Linked DNA regions of Homo sapiens: region 1 is linked to region 2. Evidence: chromatin contacts called from ENCODE Hi-C or POLR2A ChIA-PET data. All regions are on one chromosome and are shown on one strand. Each heading gives the region's core, a stretch centred on a gene start or an enhancer-like site at or near the end of the contact. The rest is flanking DNA. Distances are from core to core; before and after follow the strand shown. Region 1 has its middle 45 kb from the start of CD2. Region 2 has its middle 73 kb from the start of SYT6.

Evidence for each region. Hi-C counts contacts between places; a loop is a spot of excess contacts on that map. ChIA-PET counts read pairs that join two places held with the same protein, here RNA polymerase II (POLR2A).
Region 1: a loop to region 2 is called in a map of breast epithelium, with 22 times the contacts of the local background. The contact joins two enhancer-like sites. A Hi-C loop is called at or near these places in 1 of 168 maps with a recorded cell type or tissue (breast epithelium). POLR2A ChIA-PET finds 5 or more read pairs at or near these places in 1 of 52 experiments (WTC11).

Annotation. Positions count from the first base shown.
Region 1 is chr1:116,796,908-116,801,698 of GRCh38, reverse strand. No RefSeq gene overlaps it. Among named protein-coding and RNA genes, the nearest start is that of CD2, 45 kb to the right of the region's middle. Within about 2 kb of position 2,023, at least 3 of the 41 ENCODE cell types and tissues checked have a DNase peak (open chromatin) inside an H3K27ac peak, as active enhancers do.
Region 2 is chr1:114,078,382-114,083,571 of GRCh38, reverse strand. No RefSeq gene overlaps it. Among named protein-coding and RNA genes, the nearest start is that of SYT6, 73 kb to the left of the region's middle. RefSeq lists an enhancer at 4,630-5,130. Within about 2 kb of position 3,616, at least 2 of the 41 ENCODE cell types and tissues checked have a DNase peak (open chromatin) inside an H3K27ac peak, as active enhancers do.

The DNA of each region.
Region 1 (4,791 bases), core at 774-3,273, 2.7 Mb before region 2:
ATGATGAGTGATACACTTGACTGTGTAGCTTCCAGTCCTGACCTTCTGGACTTCCCAGGGAGTGTGTGATACCTAACATCCCATAGTATAGTCTCTTTCTGCTTAACCTAGCTAAGCAGGTGACTGTGTTTTCAATTATGGACTCTGACTGATAGCCTGTGGATATAGCAATGTACAGAGGTTTAATTATGACAATTAATTCCACACACTACATGCAGAAATCAGTATCATTATATATAGCCCCAGCTCACTGAAATCTGTGTGCTAATAAGGAGGTTTACAAACTCAGATTACTGAATAAATTTGGTATTATATTTAGAACAGGAAAATAATTTAGGATTCAAAAATATACGTTTCTTATCAACAATTTTGTGTGTGTGTGTGTGTGTGTGTGTGTGTGTGTGTGTGTTTCGGGTTTGGTTTGATCTCATCTGTGGTTTAGTTAAAATAAGAAATGAATATTTGGTTCCAGTTGGGATTTTATGTAAGTTCCTGCCAATGTTATTATTACAAAGGTATAAAGAGGTCAGCATTGTAGAGATAAATAATCACACTGATTTTCCACATGATATCCCATGATGCCCATGATACATAAAGACAACACATCTCATTTCCATTCCCATTTCACCTCTGCTCCCTCTGCTTGGAATTTCCTCCCCTTATGTCTCCACGAACTTAAGATTACGGCTGTCCTTTAAAGCTCCCTTTTAATGCCACTTCCTCCATCAAACCTATCTTTCATCAAAGCAGAAAGAATTAACATCTCTTTACTCTGGACTTGCAAAGCACTTCATGGGTTCTACTTAATATTTCTGTGTATGTCTGGAACTTGAGCACCACCCTCTTCTTGTGGAAGGTGGTACAGTCGAACGAGAGTGCCCCTCCAGTTGTTGATCAGTCGGCTCCCAGAGTGGCTCTCTTCATTTCCTAGGCTCTGTCATCCAGGACTGTGCTGGTGAAGGAAGGTGGGAGGTGGGGTGGAGTGGGAAGACGATCTGATCCACGTCTTCTCAGGTCAAACACACAACCAGAATCATGAAGAATATAAAAACAGCTCTTCATTTCTGCTGATCATCCAAAGCCTTCTAATCCAAATGCTTATGATCCCAGTGGTTAGTCTACTTTGTCTTTTAATTTGCTCAAGGGCACAGGCCTTGGGATCTGCCACAGAGCAACAGCTTTGAGTGGCAGGGCCCCTTCCCTGGATCTTCCTCCTCTTCCCTCCCACTACACTTATTTTAATCCTTTCTCTCCATAGCACCCACCCGAAGTCCTGATTCTTCTTGTGTCTAAACGTCGTCAGGACACCTTATCAATTACTTTCTGTTTCAACTCTTTCTCCTCTTGAAATGTGAGGTGGAGAGGAGAACTTTGGGTGCTGAAGTAGAAGAAAGGAGAAGTCCCAGGAGACTGACCATCACTTGGAATATTTAAAATTATCATAAGATCTCTCAGAAAGCAGATGTTAACCTCCTACTGATGTATCTCCTGTTATCTTATGAGAAAAGGCTGGACCTTTCCAAGACCTAGGTGTCACAACCAAAAAACCCTTCCTCTATTATTGTAGCCTTGTGAGATTTACTCTTTGGAAAGAGGAAAGGATGGTGAGCAAGAAGGAAAAAAACTCATCCTTCCATATATCACCTCTCTGGCTAGAAATTAAGCATTTTGAGAGAATGAGCTGTTTTGTACACATTTCTTAGTTCTTTGCCACAGTAGATCAACATGTATTTATTTAGTGGACAGACAAACTATAGAGGGAATCTAGCAGGAAAAATTTCATGTTCTGATGTTTGGCAGTGTATATCTGATGTCTTAGACATCAGTCCCCTGTTGTCTAGGACTTTTTTTTTTTTTTTTTTTTTTTTGAGATGGAGTCTCGCTCTGTCGCCCAGGCTGGAGTGCAGTGGCGTGATCTTGGCTCACTGCAACCTCTGCCTCCCAGGTTCACACCATTCTCCTGCCTCAGCTTCCTGAGTAGCTCAGACCACAGGCACCCGCCACCAAGCCCGGCCAATTTTTTGTATTTTTTGTAGAGACGGGGTTTCACTGTGTTAGCCAGGATGGTCTCCATCTCCTGACCTTGTGATCCACCCACCTTGGCTGGGATTACAGGCATGAGCCACCATGCCCGGCCGTCTAGGACTTTTTTTTAAGCACAGGCAAGTTCTGGCATGTCATAAATCATCAAGAACTTTACACCCACCTAAGGCACCCACTATTGTTGCCTAACAGGACACAGAAGGCCCACAACCTTTATTTGTCTGCTGCAACCCAGCAGGGCCACCCCTGGTAAGGGTGTGAAGTAAGGAAGTTTGGTCTTGGCCCTCGGGCTCCTCTGTTTGGTCCTCCAATCCCCAGGAATCTCCCCTCCCCATCTTCCCCAGTCAGCACTTTCCTATGCTCTAATATTTTTGCAAAACAGGAAAAGGTCTCATATCATATATATTTTGACTGAAATTGCTCTAGGTAAAATAACTAAATGATTCAATAAATTGTAGGTGCTTTCTTTGAGACACTGAAAAAGAGTGACAGCCTAGATGAAAGGAGATTCTAGGGCCACAGGGCTTTCTCTGAGAATGTGGAAATCGCACTGGATGCAGGAGATTCAACAGAAACTGCTTCATAAGCCCACCCAAGGCTCCCAATGCAGAGACACTGTCCCTGGTTTTCCTGCTCAGGCAACAGCAGCAGCAGGGCTGTCTGGCACATGATGGTAATGATGTGGGAAAACCTCTGCAGCTTTTGGGAGTGTTTGCCTCTAGGACTCTCAGTGGGGCTTGGAGTTTAACAACTGCTTGTGGGTGTTCAGAGTTAAATACCATTGCACTTGTCACTCATGCCCTTGTTTACCCCCAAGGCTGATAAGACTTGGGAAATCAATGTGTGTGTACACCTTAAATGAATGGTGAGTTTTCAAGGCCAGCTAGCCTAATTTTCATCCTTCTGTTTTTATTTTTTTTTATTTATTTATTTTTTTTTTTTGAGACGGAGTCTTGCTCTGTCACCCAGGCTGGAGTGCAGTGGCTTGGTCTCAGCTCACTGCAACCTCTGCCTCCTTGGTTCAAGCAATTCTCCTGCCTCAGCCTCCCAAGTAGCTGGGACTACAGGTGCATGCCACTGCACCTGGTTAATTTTTGTATTTTTAATAGAGACGGGGTTTCGCCATGCTGGACAGGCTGGTCTTGAACTCCTGATCTCAGTTGATCCACCCCCCTAGGCCTCTGAATGTGCTGGAATTACAGGCATGAGCCACCATGCCCAGCCTCATAATTTTCACCCTTCTAAAGCCAGTGCCTAACACAGTGCCTGGCACCATAGATATTTGCAGTAAAAAATGACTGAAGGAATGTATGGATGAATGAATGAGTAAATAAATAGCACATCTTAGATTTTTCTGGTCCCCTGAAAGAAGAAGTAAACAAACAAAAAATAAAGTTGAGGGGGAAGGAGGCAAGATAGCTAATGAAGAGGGCTGAAAAATTTCCTGAACACTCTAAGTGATTTTATGTGCTCATTCATGCCAACAAAAATTCAGAATTGCCTCCTACAGCCCTCTTTTCCCACATTTCAAGGTCTGGTGGTATTCGTGTGGTCCTAGGGCTTTCTCTGCACCACCTCTGTGTGTTCTGTGAGGAGGCTTTATTCCCTGGAAGCCAGCTGGGAGTGGAAGCAGATCTTAGTGAAAGATGAACACTAACTCTCTCTAATCCCATTGCAGCCCTTCCGCCATTATACATTTACTGACCAATGTCTATGGGACAGAAAGCAAATGAGTTTCTCAAAGAGCCAATAGTCTGACTCATATATGTAGCAGATCCAAGGTAGTCTTCATGATTCATGAAGATCAGGATGGATCCTAGTAAGTACAGTGAAGTGGGGGAGGCGGAGGACACATGGAATGGAAATGCAGGGGACTCGCATCTGGAATGGATTTTATAACCGTACTGTATCTAGAGAATGTACACACCCAACATAACAATACCAGTTAAGTCTCCACCTGGCCCCCTACACTGGAGTCCATTCACCAGCCTTCTCTGACTTTCTGTGCCTCAGGAAGTTGACCCCTATGGGCTGAAACACCTGCACTCCCTGACCACCTGACTTCCAGTTGGGTTGGCCAATGGGAGGCGCCAACAAGGAGGAAAGAGAAGTTGGAGTTTTCCCACACCCTTTCCTGCTCTTGTGCTCTATCTTGACTGCAGCTGTTTTTCCATGGCTGCTGCTCTCTCCAGGGGACCCCTTCTCTACAGCTGCAGCTCTCATTGGACCCCTTGTCCCTTCTGGTCTAGGAGAGCAACAGCTTCCTGCAGTTCCTAGCCTCTAGGTGCCTCAACATCCCTATTGGCTTCCTTGACCTTGCCTACACTTCCTAAGTGGTCCCTCTATTGAAGTCTCTAGTTGAGCCATCTGAGTGACATCCTGCTTCCTGCCAGTTAACCGACTGGTAGAGAGGTGAACATACAGAAGTCATGTGAAGAGTCATTTTCCACTAAAAACAAGTTCTTACATCGTACTCGTTTTTTGTTATTCAACAAGATGTTCCTGACTTTTCAAAACCTTTCTGCCCAACTTGTTTCCATGAGCTTGTTTCATGGCAGCACCAGTGCTGACATCACATAGCACATGCCTGCCTCACGGTGGATGTTCTGAGAGCTCCTGCCAGCTCAGGGGGCTCAGATCCCTGGGCTGAAGGTACAATAATTGCATTGTGCAGGGGTCCAAGCCAGGTGCTCCCACATCTCAGGGCAGCACACAGAAGAGATGGCTTATTATTAATTCCCAGCCCTT
Region 2 (5,190 bases), core at 2,367-4,866:
CACAGGCTAGCTCAGCTCTCCTGCCTCCTTGCATCTCTTTCCTTTCAGTACCAGAGTTGTGAATCACCTCCTGCAGCAATCTCACCTGAGGGCAACCAACTCACAGTAAATTAGTACTGGGGAAAGGAATGGAGGAGATATGTGACTCTTTTCCCTGAGGTGGCTCTTTTTTCCACACAGTTTGGGGAAGTTTGGTGACACATCAGAGATTATCCAGAGATACACAGAGCACCAATGTGGGCAGATGCCCCAGGCTTTCGTGAGCCATGTAGCATTTCTGCTTTTCTCTGTGGCTTCACCTTACAGTCTGTACCTAGGCTAGGCCTGTGGGAACATTTCAGGCTGGAGCAATAAGGAATGAAACCTGGGGCTAGAAATTCTGTTTGTGGAAATGTGAGTCCCTGAGATGACAGAGGACTTGCTAATCACAGTTGAAAGGGCTATGGCCCTTTGTACCATGGTCTTTCATCTCTCTGGAAAAATTACCAACAATGACACACAGCAGTTAAAATGGATTGTGAAATCAAAGAGCCAGACAAACTTCACACATTGTCTTCCTTAAATTACTAAGAACTTTCTTTGCCGAATGATACAAATATACCTGACTTACTGTGCAGAGAGATTCCTCATCTGCCTTCTAGATGCTAACCTGTAGCTGTCCTCCTGCACCTGGCTCTCCCTCTCCCTGACAAGGAAGTAAGGGCCAGAGGGGGGTGTGAAATTGTATTCTTCAGTTTATTTAATCCCTGTGGCTACCTAGCACGTGAAAATAGATTTGCCTCTTTGACACCAATACATTTGGTAAGCTCAAGAGCCTAGAGGCAGAAGACCTGGGTTAAATTCTGGCTCCTTGAGCCTCCCCAGTCTGCCCTGGATGGATCACTTATCCTCTCTGAGCCTCACTTCCCTCATCTGTAAAACAGGGGGATGACAACTTTCATGGCAGTGGTCAGGCTCGGCTTCTGACCCCATTGTGAGAGCATCCTGCAGCCTAGCTGCCTGGACAGTCTCCTCTTTCTCTGAAGGCCCCTGCTCAGCCTTTACAACCGGGTAACTTGTGCTGCTCTTAAGCCTGGAGATGGTGGCAGGAAGCACAGAGGGGGGTGTAAGGAATAAATCAAGTGGCTGGGTAATTAATTTAGAATAACTTAAGCACTGAATGTGGAAGAGAAACAAAAGTGATGACATTTAATGAATGTGTCAGTTGATATCTCACTCATTCCAGCTGTCTTTTAAAATGTCAAATATCCCCTTCCTTTTCCTTGCAGCTGGAAGGTACATGCTAAAAACAACAATTCTGTCCCAGTAGGTTAGCACAGGCACATAATTCAGAAGCAGGACGTCCTAGAGGCTGTAGGAACAGGAGACTATGCCCATCACCCTAGACAGCTGGACGCTGCAGCTGCTCCTTGCGCCCCACACCAGGCCACTCTCCTAGCTCTTCAGCTACCTTCTTGCTATCAACCATAAAAAAACACACAAGACGTCGATGCCAAGAGAAAGACAGTCAGTGTGCTTTAGGGTCCTTTCCCCTGTTTGTGTCTCTTCAAACTTCTCAGGGCTTGAAAGTTTTCGAGAGAAAACCTTAGCTGAACTCCAGGGAGAGAGAAAGCCAGGAGACGGTTGCCCCAGAGAACTCCAGGCTCAGGCATTTCCATTCTGAGCTGATTGGCCCTTGGCTCAGTCTTCTATAAATACCAGATACTGCTTCAGAGACAAACCAGGGGAACAAGCCAGCTGGATTTTCACTTTGGGGGAAAATGTCAAGCCAAGCGGCACCAAACACTTTTCATCTCAAACTCCAACTCTTACCCCCTAAAGGGAGCTTCCTCACTTTCAGCCACAGCTGAGCAGCCGCCTCTTCAACCTCACAGGGTGCTGAGCTACAAGGAGGAAGAGCCGCTAAAGAGCAAGCAAAAAACTGGCCAGTGGTCAGACAACCCAGAAGCAGAAGTGACCTCGGCAGTCCGAAAAGTTCCAGCAACCCGAGCTTATTGACCCGAGAGCAGCTTCTGGCTTGAGGAGCAGAGAGGGCCGTGGTCTTCTAGGCCATCTGGGGAGAGGCGCAGAGTGAGCTAGTGTGGGACAACTATGAACAGCTCAGCTTTGGCCAAGCACAGCCGTTCAGGGAAGACACAGTGACAGGTCAGAGCAGAGGCCACCCTTCCACTGTCCAGTTTAGAGCCAGGTTGTGCCGGGAGTCCATACCAGCCCCTCAGGCAAAGGCGGAGCTCCACTGCCTCAGTGCTCCCTTACTGAAGGAGCAGAGCCCAACCATGCCGACGCTCACCCCTGCTGACCTGCTCACCGATGCTCAAAGTCAATGGCTTCTTAAAGGACGTGTTTCCAACCCATATTCTCCTCGGCTGCCAAAGTGCCTCTGGCAGCCAATCAGCCCCTCCCTCCTGGAGGTTCTCTCCTTTTCTGACTCAAGGATCCTGCATGAGATCCAGCTTTGCTGCCATCCTGACTATTCTGCACACCTCCTCAGTGAGAAGGCTCCTCCAGCCCTCCACCCTCTCCCAGCACACTCTTACCCCCACTCACCTCCACCTCCACTTCACCCACTGCCTCCACGCCAGGGCTGACCTGCGTCCCCAGCTACCATTATTCTTCTGAGCACCAGGCCCAAATTGTCACCTGCCGTTAGACAAGGCCCTGAGATATCCTGCCACAACCTAAACCCAACATATCCTTCAGAGCTGCTCCTCAGCCTCTGCAGACTTCAGCAGCATTGTCCCATCAGTTTAACCCTTGACTCCCCTCTCTCCCTCAATCCGCCAGCGTGTCCCATTTACTTATTCTGTGTTGTCTCCTTCTTCTTATCTCACTGCCCCACTCTCTCTGGGCCCTCACTACTTCCCACTACTGTTATCTCTCCTACTAGAATTTCAACTTCTCACCCTCCTCTGTGCCAATTGAGAGATTAAAAACTCTAATACCTTCTGGGGCTAAGCAGGTGTAAATGTGTGAGGCTGTAAAACAAACGTAGAGTTGTAGGTTGTGGGAACTGGAAGGTGAAAGCTCTATTTAAAGACATTCAAATGCAAATTAAAAAAAAAAAAAAGGCTGGGCACAGTGGCTCATGCCTGTAATCCCAGTACTTTGGGAGGCCAAGGTGGGTGGATCACTTGAGGTCAGGAGTTCGAGATCAGCCTGACCAACATGGTGAAATCACATCTCTACTAAAAATAAAAAAAAAAAAAAATAGCCGGATGTGGTGGCAGGCACCCGTAGTCCCAGCTACTTGGGAGGCTGAGGCAGGAGAATCACTTGAACCCAGGAGGTGGAGGTTACAATGAGCCGAGATCGTGCCATTGCACAACAGCCTGGGCAACAAGAGCAAAACTCCGTCTGAAAAAAAAAATTTTTAATTTAAAAATTTTTTTTGAAAAGCTAACACTGTTGGCCAAACTAATAAGATTCAGCCCCTGGACAACTGCTTCTGAACCCCTAAAAAGCTGTTCTCCACTTCCCTAGTAATTTATTCATCCTAAAACCTTTGCCAGGCATCCCACTATTACTCATAATTTTTTACTAACTCCCCTTTTGCCCACAGAAGGAGAAAGGAATGATTAATGTTTGCATAGAGCTTTAAAAATTACCAAGCACTTTGCCTTACATGAAACTGACAATGCATTAATCTGGTGTTCAAAACACTTCATGGGTCTTCAGCACCCGTTTCTATGGCCAAATGCAACACCCTCCTCTCACCATGCTTTGTTTATACTCTGTATCTTCAGGATACCCTCCCTAGTCTCAGGAAACCTAATCCCACTTATTCTTGGGGCCTAACTACAGCCTCTCCTGAAAAGCCTTCCAGAAGAGCCCTGCAGGGGATAGTGCTTTTCCCTCCCATACCTTGAGCCGGTGCTGGGCACACTCCCTTATTAGAAGCTGGTGTCCTATTTCTTTCGTGCCCTTTCTCGCCTGGCTCCCTCCCGCTGCCCTGCACATCCAGGTGCCCCATCATGGGGAGCCTGTCAGAGAGGAGGCACCTACAGCCAAGAGGGGAGGACACACGAGCCAAAACCAGAGTCAAGTACCCAGATTCAGAATACCCAGCATGAGATTCAGAAAACAGTTAACATAGTAACCCCACAAACGTGGTCTGTGATGGACAATGCAAGAAAGAAGTCTTGGTGTGATTTAACAGAGGACGCTCTCCATCGGCGTCTCAAACTTTACTGTGCATTTGAGCCACCTAGAAAGCTTGTTAAAAATGTAAATTGCTACCCACAGAAGCTCTGATGCACTAGATTGGAGCCTAGGAATCTGCACTTCAACAAGCTGGCTGGTGTTTCTGATGCATAACAAAGTCCAGGCACATGCATCAAGGAACATTAAGCCCAGAATTAGAGATTTGGCTTTACCTGGCATGGGATGGTTGTTCCTAAGTTGAGAAGACCCTGACCCAGACACAGCTCATAGGGGGATTGTGTTCCCCTGTGATGGGACTTGTGTGTCTACTTAGGTCTGTTCATGAACAGTTTGGGGGTGTGACTGTTTCCCTCTCTGGCATTTGGCCGGCAGCCCCATGAGCAACACACTGCCAGACTTGCACAGGAGGGGTGTTAGCAAAGGCACCCCCTCTGCGAGCCTTGCCCAGTGCCCTGAAGGTCACCCCACACCAATGCCACTGTAATTCAGTCCCCACTACAGCAGGGTGAAACATCTGCTTCCCATGACCACAGAGCAAAGGCAGAAGCAGACAGGTTGATCATGACTGAGAGCATCTGTTTTAAACCAGGCTAACTGCAGGTTGGGCAGAAGCAGGGCAGGAGGCAGTGGTGGAGCGCTGCCCTGGCCTGGGCACCTCTTCACACCCCTCTCCCTAACCCAGTCTTTTCTTTCCTATAGTCAGCAACACTTTCCTAAGCACTGAAGGACAGATACAGGAGAATGTTAGGAAATAGACTCTAGATTATTGGGGTCTCATCAGGGCAGAAGGTAAGGGTAAAGGTGGGTGTCTCAGGGGGCACTAGTCCTAGCCATTGGGTCTGAGGATGGAAGATTAAGTGAGCCTCAGTTTCACTGCCCATGAGAAAATGTCTTGAGTTGCCCCACAGCAGTGACCTTTCTCCCAAGCTCCCAACTTCCTGCTGAAGAACTCCATGTAGAAGACTGCAGTGGACTCACACTCAGTGCATCTGCTATCAACTGACACTCCTTCCTTCTGGCCACCAGTCC